Linked DNA regions of Homo sapiens: all the other regions are linked to region 1. Evidence: chromatin contacts called from ENCODE Hi-C or POLR2A ChIA-PET data. All regions are on one chromosome and are shown on one strand. Each heading gives the region's core, a stretch centred on a gene start or an enhancer-like site at or near the end of the contact. The rest is flanking DNA. Distances are from core to core; before and after follow the strand shown.

Region 1 (2,912 bases), core at 132-2,631:
AGAGGGGTTTGCAGGCTGACGGGGCATCCTTCTGGAGCCAGGCCAGGAGTTAACCCATCTGCTGCCAGCCCCCAGCCCTCACGTCCCAGGGCTCTGGGTGGAGATGCCCAGGGTGGGGTAAGGTCGAGGGGATTCGTCCTCCTTGAGACCAGTGGCAGCAGACAGAACACGGTGTTCCGTACAAATGGTCGAGGCCCTCAAAACGCGCCTGCCCCTTGCTTGGAAGAGTAATGCGCTGAGCTGTGTGGGAATGTGTGTGGCTGCTTGGGTCACTGGGACTCCCAGATCAGCCCAAATGCCTGAGGACTTATGAAGCCCTCTGCAAACCTCTCACTGTGGCTGAAAGCACTGGTGCCAGAGTCCATTGGGCAAATCTCAGCCCCCTGGGTGTGCAGCAGCTGCCTGGATGTGTGCCTCTAAGTCCTCACAGGACCCAGAGGCCAATTCCACGTTACCAACCTCACTTTATGCCTGAGGAAACCAAGGCCATCCAGCTGGTACACAGTGAGGCCTCTTTGCACCCAGGGTGCCCTATGCCAGCCTTTGTTCCCAGCCTCCCCACTTCCACTCTCAGAGGGAAGGCAGAAAGAAGGCCCAGGCAGAAAGAAGGGCCTGTGGTGAGGACAGGAGGGCAGAGAGGCAGGCCTGGAGAAACGGGCACCCATGGGGCGGAGAAGAGGAGGGCTCAAAAGACGTGGATGTGGAGCCAGGTAGGTGGGGTTGGCTGGACCAGACTCTGCAGAAGATCCTGGGAGCAGCCGCAGGAGGCCAGCTGCTGAGGAATGAGGAAGGGAGAAGGAGGGGCAGATGGGGTGTGGACATCTCTTTCAAGAAGGAGGCTGCGGGGCCGTGCTTGGTGGCTCACGCCTGTAATCCCAGCACTTTGGGAGGCCGAGGCGGGCGGATCACTTGAGGTCAGGAGTTTGGGACCAGCCTGGCCAACACAGTGAAACTCGGGAAACCCATCTCTACTAAAAATATCAAAAAATTAGCTGGGTGTGGTGGTGGGCGCCTGTAATCCCAGCTACTTGGAGGCTGAGGCAGGAGAATCGCTTCAATCCAGGAAGAGGAGGTTGCAGTGAGCCGAGATCTTGCCACCGCACTCCAGCCTAGGCAACAGAGCAAAACTCCATCTGGAAGGAGAAGGAAAAAATATATATATATATATATGGAGGCTGTGAAGTCAGGGAAGCAGGAGGGAGGTGGGCTAGAGTACCCTGTGTGAACACAAGACCGACCTGGAGGAAGCCAACAGGACGGACAAATACAGTCAAGGGCCAGCACTGTGGTGGAGCCTGGCTGGGAGGGGTCAGACACACCTCCGTTTCCTCACTGAGGACTGGGATTGGGAGCTGTTTGCCGGTGAGAGGCAGGAAGTGGGATGCCCTGGCGTGGGGGGCGGGCCCTCTTTTCCCTGGGGGATGGGAGGAGAAGGAGCCTAAGAGGATGGGTGGGGAAGGGGAGGGAGCAGGGATTCCCCAGTGGCCCAGGGTTGGGGGGCCTTGGAAGTGAGAGCTCTGTGGGGGCTTCAGTCCCCAGAGTCAGTGCCTCAGGAGGGGCCATGCCTTTCAGGGACCAGGTTCTGGGGTCCCAAGGATGGGCCGGACCTTCTAGACCCGGCCTCCCAGATCTGAGTCTCCTCCCCCAAACGCCTCCTTCCTCCGAGGCTCTGACCAAGCTCTTAGGGGAGATTTCAAGGACCCTCCAGAACCAGGGCTCACTGATTTGGTGGAAAACAAGGTCTGCCGTGAAATCAGAACGTCGGTCCCTGCCCAGGGCTTTCAGACCTCCCCCAGTATGGAAAGAGAAAGGGCTTTCAGACTGTCGGGTGGGGCCCGGGCTAGGGTGATTTTGGCGCCTCCAGCAGGCCGGAGGGAAGCAGCTTGCGGGTGGGCCCTCCCTCCAGATCTGCCCTCAGGCCAGGCCCCTCCCTTTCAGGCCTCCTGTTTCTCCTGTGCCTCTCCCTGAACATTCCCAGGTTCACCTGAGCCTCACTGTGTGCAGGGGGTGCTCTGGACCCATCTCATTCCATTCAGCCCTGAGCCAGGTGCCCCTGCCATGCACTCCTGGGGGAGCTGGGCCTGAGGGCGGCCCTGCCTGCTGATACTGGGAAGCCCCTCCCTGGCCCAGCCCTGGGACAGATGGCCCACTGCCCGCACTGTGTGCTCCTCAGTAAACCCCCGTGGGGGCCCCTCGTCTCCTCCTTGTGGCCTCCCCAGTCTCCCCGTCACATTCGGAGAAGCAGTGAGCTGAAAGAGACAACATCTGGGACTCCCCAGGGTCCCCGTGGCCCAGCTGTCTGCCACCCGCAGCCTCAGGGGACTGCTACCCACCCAGTGCTGGCGTCACCCTGCCCAGCATCCTTTGAGGCAGGGTCCCAAGCTTAGTTCCCTCCTGGCCCAGGATCTTTCAGGCAAGAAAGAGCTATGTGGATGGCCGGGTGCAGTGGCTCATGGCTGTAATCCCTGCACTTTAGGGGGCCTAGGTGGGTGGATCACCTGAGGTCAGGAGTTCAAGACCATCCTGGCCAACATGATTAAACCCCGTCTCTACTAAAAATACAAAAAATTAGCTGGGCAAAAAAAAAGAGCTATGTGGGCCTGGCTTACCACCCTGCAGTGGTCCCTGTTATGAAGGCGGGGGAGGGGTTCCCAGCCAGCTCCTCAAAGGTCTGCCCACATCAGCCCCTAGACACACAGGGCCACCTCAGCCCCAGACTGAAAGTCTGCCCTGAGCCTGGGGAAACAGACATCACTGATGGTCTGTGGGATGACTCCACTTGGGACAGGAGTGATTTCAGGAAAGGCAGAATGCTATGAATTCCCTCGGGCGGAGACCGAGGGCTCGCGGCTCCGAAGAGAAAGGGCCGTCTGCTCAGCTGGGTCCTGCCCCAGAGGTTAGCGCTGCTGTGC
Region 2 (2,700 bases), core at 1-2,500, 1.0 Mb after region 1:
CAACCCTGTCAACACCTGGATCTCAGACTTCCAGCCTCCAGAATCATGAGGAAGTATACTTCTGTTGCTTAAGGCACCCGGTCTGTGGATCTAGGTAATGGCAGCCCTATCAAACTAATACCACACCTATGTCTAGCTCGGTTCAAAGGATTTTGCATGGGTTGCTCATTTGAGCCTAACCACAACCCTGGTACCATACTCATTTCTCAGATGCAGGAGCTGAGTGCCAGGAAGTGGTGATAAGGGGGCTGGGGAAAGGAAGAAAGTCTAAATCTTGGGGTTCTGGACCTTGTGAGGTTAGGGAAAGGAGCTTTGGTTGCCCGATCTGCCAGGCCCTTCTACATCTGAGCTCTGTGGGGAATCAGGCCTATGGGGAACTGGGGTGCTCAAACCACACCCCTAAGCCGGCCCATGCTATAGCCCTCCATGCCCCCAGTACAGCAGTGCCCCTGTGTCTCTATTTGGAACCCTGGGATCTGAGTCGCTGCCTGGCACTACCCAAAGGGACTCATCTCTATGGTGCAGTTCCAGATACTGAGGCCAACAGGGGTGAGGAAGAGAAGTAAGACAGCCCTAGGCAGGACACATTTCCCCCGTGTGCCTCAAAGGATTTAATCATCATGCACTGACTCTCACGCCTGCCTGGAGAGTCAGATTCTCTAATATGAGATTGTGTGGAGCCCACTGGTTCTTCAACTACCATTCTCAGTCAAGTTGATAGTATGGCTAATATTTATTGAGGTCCTACTATGTGCCAGGCCCTGTCCTAAGTGCATTCCATAGAGTTTCTCATTTAATTTTCTTGGCATCCCTGTGAGATGGTCTTCAATGTTATCACTATTTTACAGATGAGGAAACCGAGGCTTAGAGAGTTCAAGTGTGGAGTTGGGATCCTGTCTGACTCCTATGCTGGCTGTCTATTTCTTTTTTTTTTTTTTTTTTGAGATGGAGTCTCATTCTGTTGCCCAGGCTGGAGTACAGTGGTGCAATCTCGGCTCACTGCAATGCCTGATATGCTGGCTGTCTTAACCATTAACTGGCACTGACTGTATACCTTGCCCTGTGCTGCCTTTGGCTATAGTTGGCTGGACATGTTCCCCAATCCCCTTGTGCTGGGCAGAGAATCAGGAAGGAAGCTGGGGTGTAAGAACGGAAACTGCCAACCAGTACCACAAAGATCTGAACTCTTATTCACGTGGTCTGTAACCTCCTGCCCGCTCTCCCTCCCCCACCCGTGGTCTCTGCCTGGGAGCTGAGATTGTCCCCTTCTGTTTAACTTGGTGTTTGACCCCGGCCACCTGCTGTTCATTTCATTCAGTTTCACCGGGACACCCAGACCAGGGCACGGGAGGTGGCCCTGTTACCAGTTCTTTGTCATCTGTAGCTGGTTGTGAAATGCCCTGGCTGATCCACACCAGAAGAAGGAGAGAAAATTTCCCTGGGGCTGGAATTGCTGGGGCCCTTCCTAGAGGAACAAGCACAGCCCAGAGACAAATCTGAAGCCACTGCCTGTACACGTGGGTTGGGAACTGCCTGTCCAGGACACCTCCTGCAGAAGACTGGCCCAAGGCCTTGTCCTTTCCTTGGCAGGGACAGTGCGGGGACGAGAGAGTCCCAGGGGGGTCATGTGAGCTCTGTTTCCGGAGTCTATCTGGGAACCTTTTCCTTCCCTGCTGGTCCACATTCCCGGAGCTCTGCGAGTCAGCATCGAGGTGAAGGTGGGCCAGCGCAGGCCCTTCCCTGTGGCCTCTGAGTCTGGGGGGGTTGCCATCCTCTGGGTCTGATGTACCCTCCTTATGTGCAGGGTGGGGGGTGCAGAAGTAGAGTAAGTGGGCCAGGCGCGGTGGCTCACGCCTGTAATCCCAGCACTTTGGGAGGCCGAGGAGGGTGGATCACGAGGTCACAAGATCGAGACCAGTCTGACCAACATGGTGAAACCCTGTCTCTGCTAAAAATACAAAAAAATTAGCTGGGCACAGTGGCACGTGCCTGTAATCGCAGCTACTCGGGTGGCTGAGGCAGGAGAATTGCTTGAACCTGGGAAGCGGAGGTTGCAGTGAGCTGAGATCACGCCACTGCACTCCAGCCTGGTGACGGAGCAAGACTCCGTCTCAAAAAAAAAAGAAGTAGAGTAATTGTGCCCAGGAGCCCAATCCATGTCTGTTAGGAGCCTGCTTCCTGCCACCGGTCCCTGGGTGGCACACTGGAAGGTGCTTGGCATAGAACGAGGGCAGTGGTGTGTCAGCAGGCCGGGCACAGAGGCAGATGGACTGGGGGCCTTGTTGAGAAGCCAGAGGCCATGTCGAGGCTGCACAAGGCCGTGACTGCCTGCTTGAGTCTGGGGAAGCTGCAGGGCTCCTGTTCCAGGTGCCCACCAGCCACTGCGCCAGGGGAAATGCCTCTGAGAGCACATCAGGGGCTTCTCAAGCTGCAGCCACAGGGGCTGGGCTTGGCACAGAGTGACGGAGGAGGGGGCTGTTCCTGCAGGTTTTGGTAAGGCGCTGCCTCCTAACCACAGCTGATCCTATGTATGGGCTGATGTCTAGGCTCTTCTTTAGAAAAATTAGCATAACTGTCTTCCCTTCCACCCCTCCGCACCCCACGACCTGCAATCCCTCTGAGCCCTTATCTTCACTTATCAGACACCCAACACTCTTCTTCTCATTTTCTGAATGACTCCACAGTTCTAGAAATTAAAGC
Region 3 (3,020 bases), core at 86-2,585, 1.4 Mb after region 1:
AGGTGCCTTGCTTAGCTAGGAATAAATCAGCTTTTAGTTTCAGATTATGAGTAGTAGCCTAGCCCTTCAAAAATTGGAGTTCCTGCCGAGATTATCTTGAAGATTCTTGCTGGGGAGTGTCCTGTGGGACCCTTGGAACCACAGGCATGAATCTCAGGCCACTGTGTCCAGCTCAGGTCATTTTTCTGACCTACTGCCAAGTGAATCTTTCTCAACAACAACTCGAACTCTGACTTGTTTCACTGAGCTCCTAGTTCTGAATTTATCTTATTTAAACATGGGTATACAATTAGATACAATTAGATATTTTCAGTTGGAAGTACACCACTTAGCAAACATTTTCTCAATTAATGTGCTTATTTACTTATTTACTTGTTTCACTACTTCATCTACTGTTACCTTTCTTTTGTCTTTTTTTTTTTTTTTAGACAGAGTTTCACTCTTGTCGCCCAGGCTGGAGTGCAACCGCGTAATCTCGGCTCACTGCAACCTCCGCCTCCTGGGTTCAAGAGATTCTCCTGTCTCAGCCTCCCAAAGTAGCTGGGATTACAGGTGCCTGCCACCACGCCTGGCTAATTTTTGTAATTTTAGTAGAGAGGGGATTTCTCCATGTTGGCCAGGCTGGTCTCGAACTCCTGACCTCAGGTGATCCACTCATCTCGGCCTCCCAAAGTGCTGGGATTATAGGCATGAGCCACCACACCCGGCCTCTTCTGTCTATTTTTAAAAAGTCTTATCTCTGCCAGGCATGGTGGCTTATGCCTGTTAATAGGTCATATTACAGGCAGATGGCTTGAGCTCAGGAATTCTAGACTATCCTGGGCAACATAGCAAAACCCCACCAAAAAAACAAAAAGTCTTATTTCATGTGTGCTTGTTCCTGATTTTCCTGTGCTTTCTGAATGTTAGAAGACAGTGATCCAAAGCAAACAGCTGGTGGTCAAGGTCTGATAAGTCCTCAATTCAAGCCAGCCCCTAAAACTAATGGATGTGGGTCCATTAGACAGTAGCCAAACTGTGCAAAGATGTTCGGTCACATTTTTTCTTGGGTCCCTCATCAAAACCTTCATGAGGGCACCTAGTGTCTTGTCAATTTGTGAAAGAAAATCATTTTGTTTAGTATGTAATCTGGAGTCAACTACAATCATGTAATTAATCATATGTCCCCTTTTCAGTTTCTGCTTCATTCATGTGGAACACACCATTCACACTTATACTGAAATATAGTGGCCTCTTTGCTGTTTGTCACGGGATTGTCTTTGCCAAAGCCATAATCTCCCCGACAAAATGTTCACTTCCTCTGTATACTTTCATCATGATTCTAACTCTTGTACTTTTCTTAATAACTGGCAAAATTTTCCCTAAAATGACTCTGGCTTGCAATGGGGAGGTTTTGTCATGTCCAAAGTAAGTAACACATTTGACAAGTAGGTCTATAAAAGAAGAGAAAAAAATCACTGAATGTTTCCACATCTCAACCAGTAATCTATTACTTTCAGACCATTATCTGAGGAACACTGTTTTCAACAAAACCTCTATAAATGTAATAGGTAGGGATCTATTCTGCAAATAGAACTACCAGATTAAAGGTTCAGAAGAAGGACTAATTTTAGAAGTCCTGGAAAATTCTCTGACACATGATCTATGTATAGTTGACCTGACCATTAGTATACCTACACTACGGATGATTTGAGGTCTGCAAGCAATAAACAAAATAGGTATACCTCACTTCCCTGTACCTCCTAACCAGATTACTACAATCTCTTCAGTCTCACCTAAAGCCAAAATTTTTAATATATTTATGTTCAGCTTTGTTTAATGTCTCACTTGATAAAGATAAATATTATTTGCTTGGGAAAATCAGTGGCTTATCTGGACAGTTATTTTCTAGGAATTTCCTTGACGATAGGCAGAATTCTAAGATGGCCCCCAAATATTTCTTTCCCTAATCCTGAGGACTGTGAACATAATGAGATATTACTTCCATAATTACCTTATGTGATATGGCAGAGCTGTCCTTAAGAGAGACTAATAGAGTGGATCTGGTTTAACCTTATGAGCCTTTTAAGAGCAGGGAGTTTTCTCTAGCCAGCAGCAGAAGAGGAAGTCAGAGATTCAAAGTGTGAGAAGGATTCCACACAAGATTGCTGGCTTCAAGATGGAGGGGCAATGTATTAAGGAATATGATTGGCTTCCAGGAGCTGAGAGTGGTCCGTGACCAACAACCAGCAACAAAGCTGTGACCTCGGTTCAACAACCACGAGGAACTGGATTATGTCAACAACCTGGGTGAGCTCGATTGCAAGATTCTCAGAGCCTTCAGCCAAGACTTCAGCTGGGCTGACATCTTAATTTCAGCCTAAGGAGACTCTAAGCAGAGAACTAAGTTGAGCCCACCCACACTTCTGCTGGCAGGACTGTGAGATAACAAGTGGGTATTGTAGTAAGCCATTACATTTGTGGTTATTTGTCATGCAGCAATGAAAAACGAACACAACCATCTTCTTCCAAGTTTTAAATACGGCCTAAGGGATACAAAGCTCATACCTGCATCTTCTCTGATCTGATGCATAGGTCACCTCTATTATACTCTATAGATCTAGACATTTCTTAATCTATTCATTGAGTTGGGCAAAAATGGACATAAAACTTCTAAGGAAAAACTCCAAGTTTGTAAAACAAACAAAATGAAACAAAACAAAAACTAGGCTATTTTCTCAGACATAATCTATTGGCTGAGGAAATAATATTATATAAAGAAATGTTACAATGTCTTCAGAGTTTCCCAAGACCAATGACTGAAGGAAAGATAAGAGGATTTCTAGGATTAACTGAGTCTTGAAGACAATGGGGGTCAATCTTTTCTGAAATACCAGGCCTCCCTACATTTGACCCAAATATCTTGGGGCCATTCTCATGGAACACAGAAATGGAACAGATCTTCACGATTTTAAAATACTCCTTCATCAGTCACCCACACTGAATCTTCTATTATCACATTATCAGGAGACAGGTCTCCT

What was found. Hi-C counts contacts between places; a loop is a spot of excess contacts on that map. ChIA-PET counts read pairs that join two places held with the same protein, here RNA polymerase II (POLR2A). Pooled maps may share reads with other maps.
Region 2: a map with no recorded cell type shows a loop between it and region 1 (5-fold over the local background). The contact joins two enhancer-like sites. A Hi-C loop is called at or near these places in 2 of 37 single-sample maps with no recorded cell type and 3 of 50 pooled maps. POLR2A ChIA-PET finds 5 or more read pairs at or near these places in 1 of 52 experiments (activated T-cell).
Region 3: a loop to region 1 is called in a pooled map, with 5 times the contacts of the local background. The contact joins two enhancer-like sites. A Hi-C loop is called at or near these places in 1 of 50 pooled maps. POLR2A ChIA-PET finds 5 or more read pairs at or near these places in 2 of 52 experiments (OCI-LY7 and activated T-cell).

Annotation. Positions count from the first base shown.
Region 1 is chr2:231,672,025-231,674,936 of GRCh38, reverse strand. No RefSeq gene overlaps it. Among named protein-coding and RNA genes, the nearest start is that of PTMA, 35 kb to the left of the region's middle. RefSeq lists enhancers at 1-79, 1,369-2,091, 2,078-2,127, 2,628-2,677, 1,689-2,801 and 1 more. Within about 2 kb of position 1,381, at least 29 of the 41 ENCODE cell types and tissues checked have a DNase peak (open chromatin) inside an H3K27ac peak, as active enhancers do.
Region 2 is chr2:230,659,306-230,662,005 of GRCh38, reverse strand. No RefSeq gene overlaps it. Among named protein-coding and RNA genes, the nearest start is that of LINC01907, 40 kb to the left of the region's middle. RefSeq lists enhancers at 1,376-1,932, 2,567-2,700 and a cis regulatory region at 2,254-2,700. Within about 2 kb of position 1,250, at least 18 of the 41 ENCODE cell types and tissues checked have a DNase peak (open chromatin) inside an H3K27ac peak, as active enhancers do.
Region 3 is chr2:230,265,931-230,268,950 of GRCh38, reverse strand. All of the region lies in intron 12 of SP140 (SP140 nuclear body protein), which reads right to left. Among named protein-coding and RNA genes, the nearest start is that of SP140, 42 kb to the right of the region's middle. Within about 2 kb of position 1,335, at least 2 of the 41 ENCODE cell types and tissues checked have a DNase peak (open chromatin) inside an H3K27ac peak, as active enhancers do.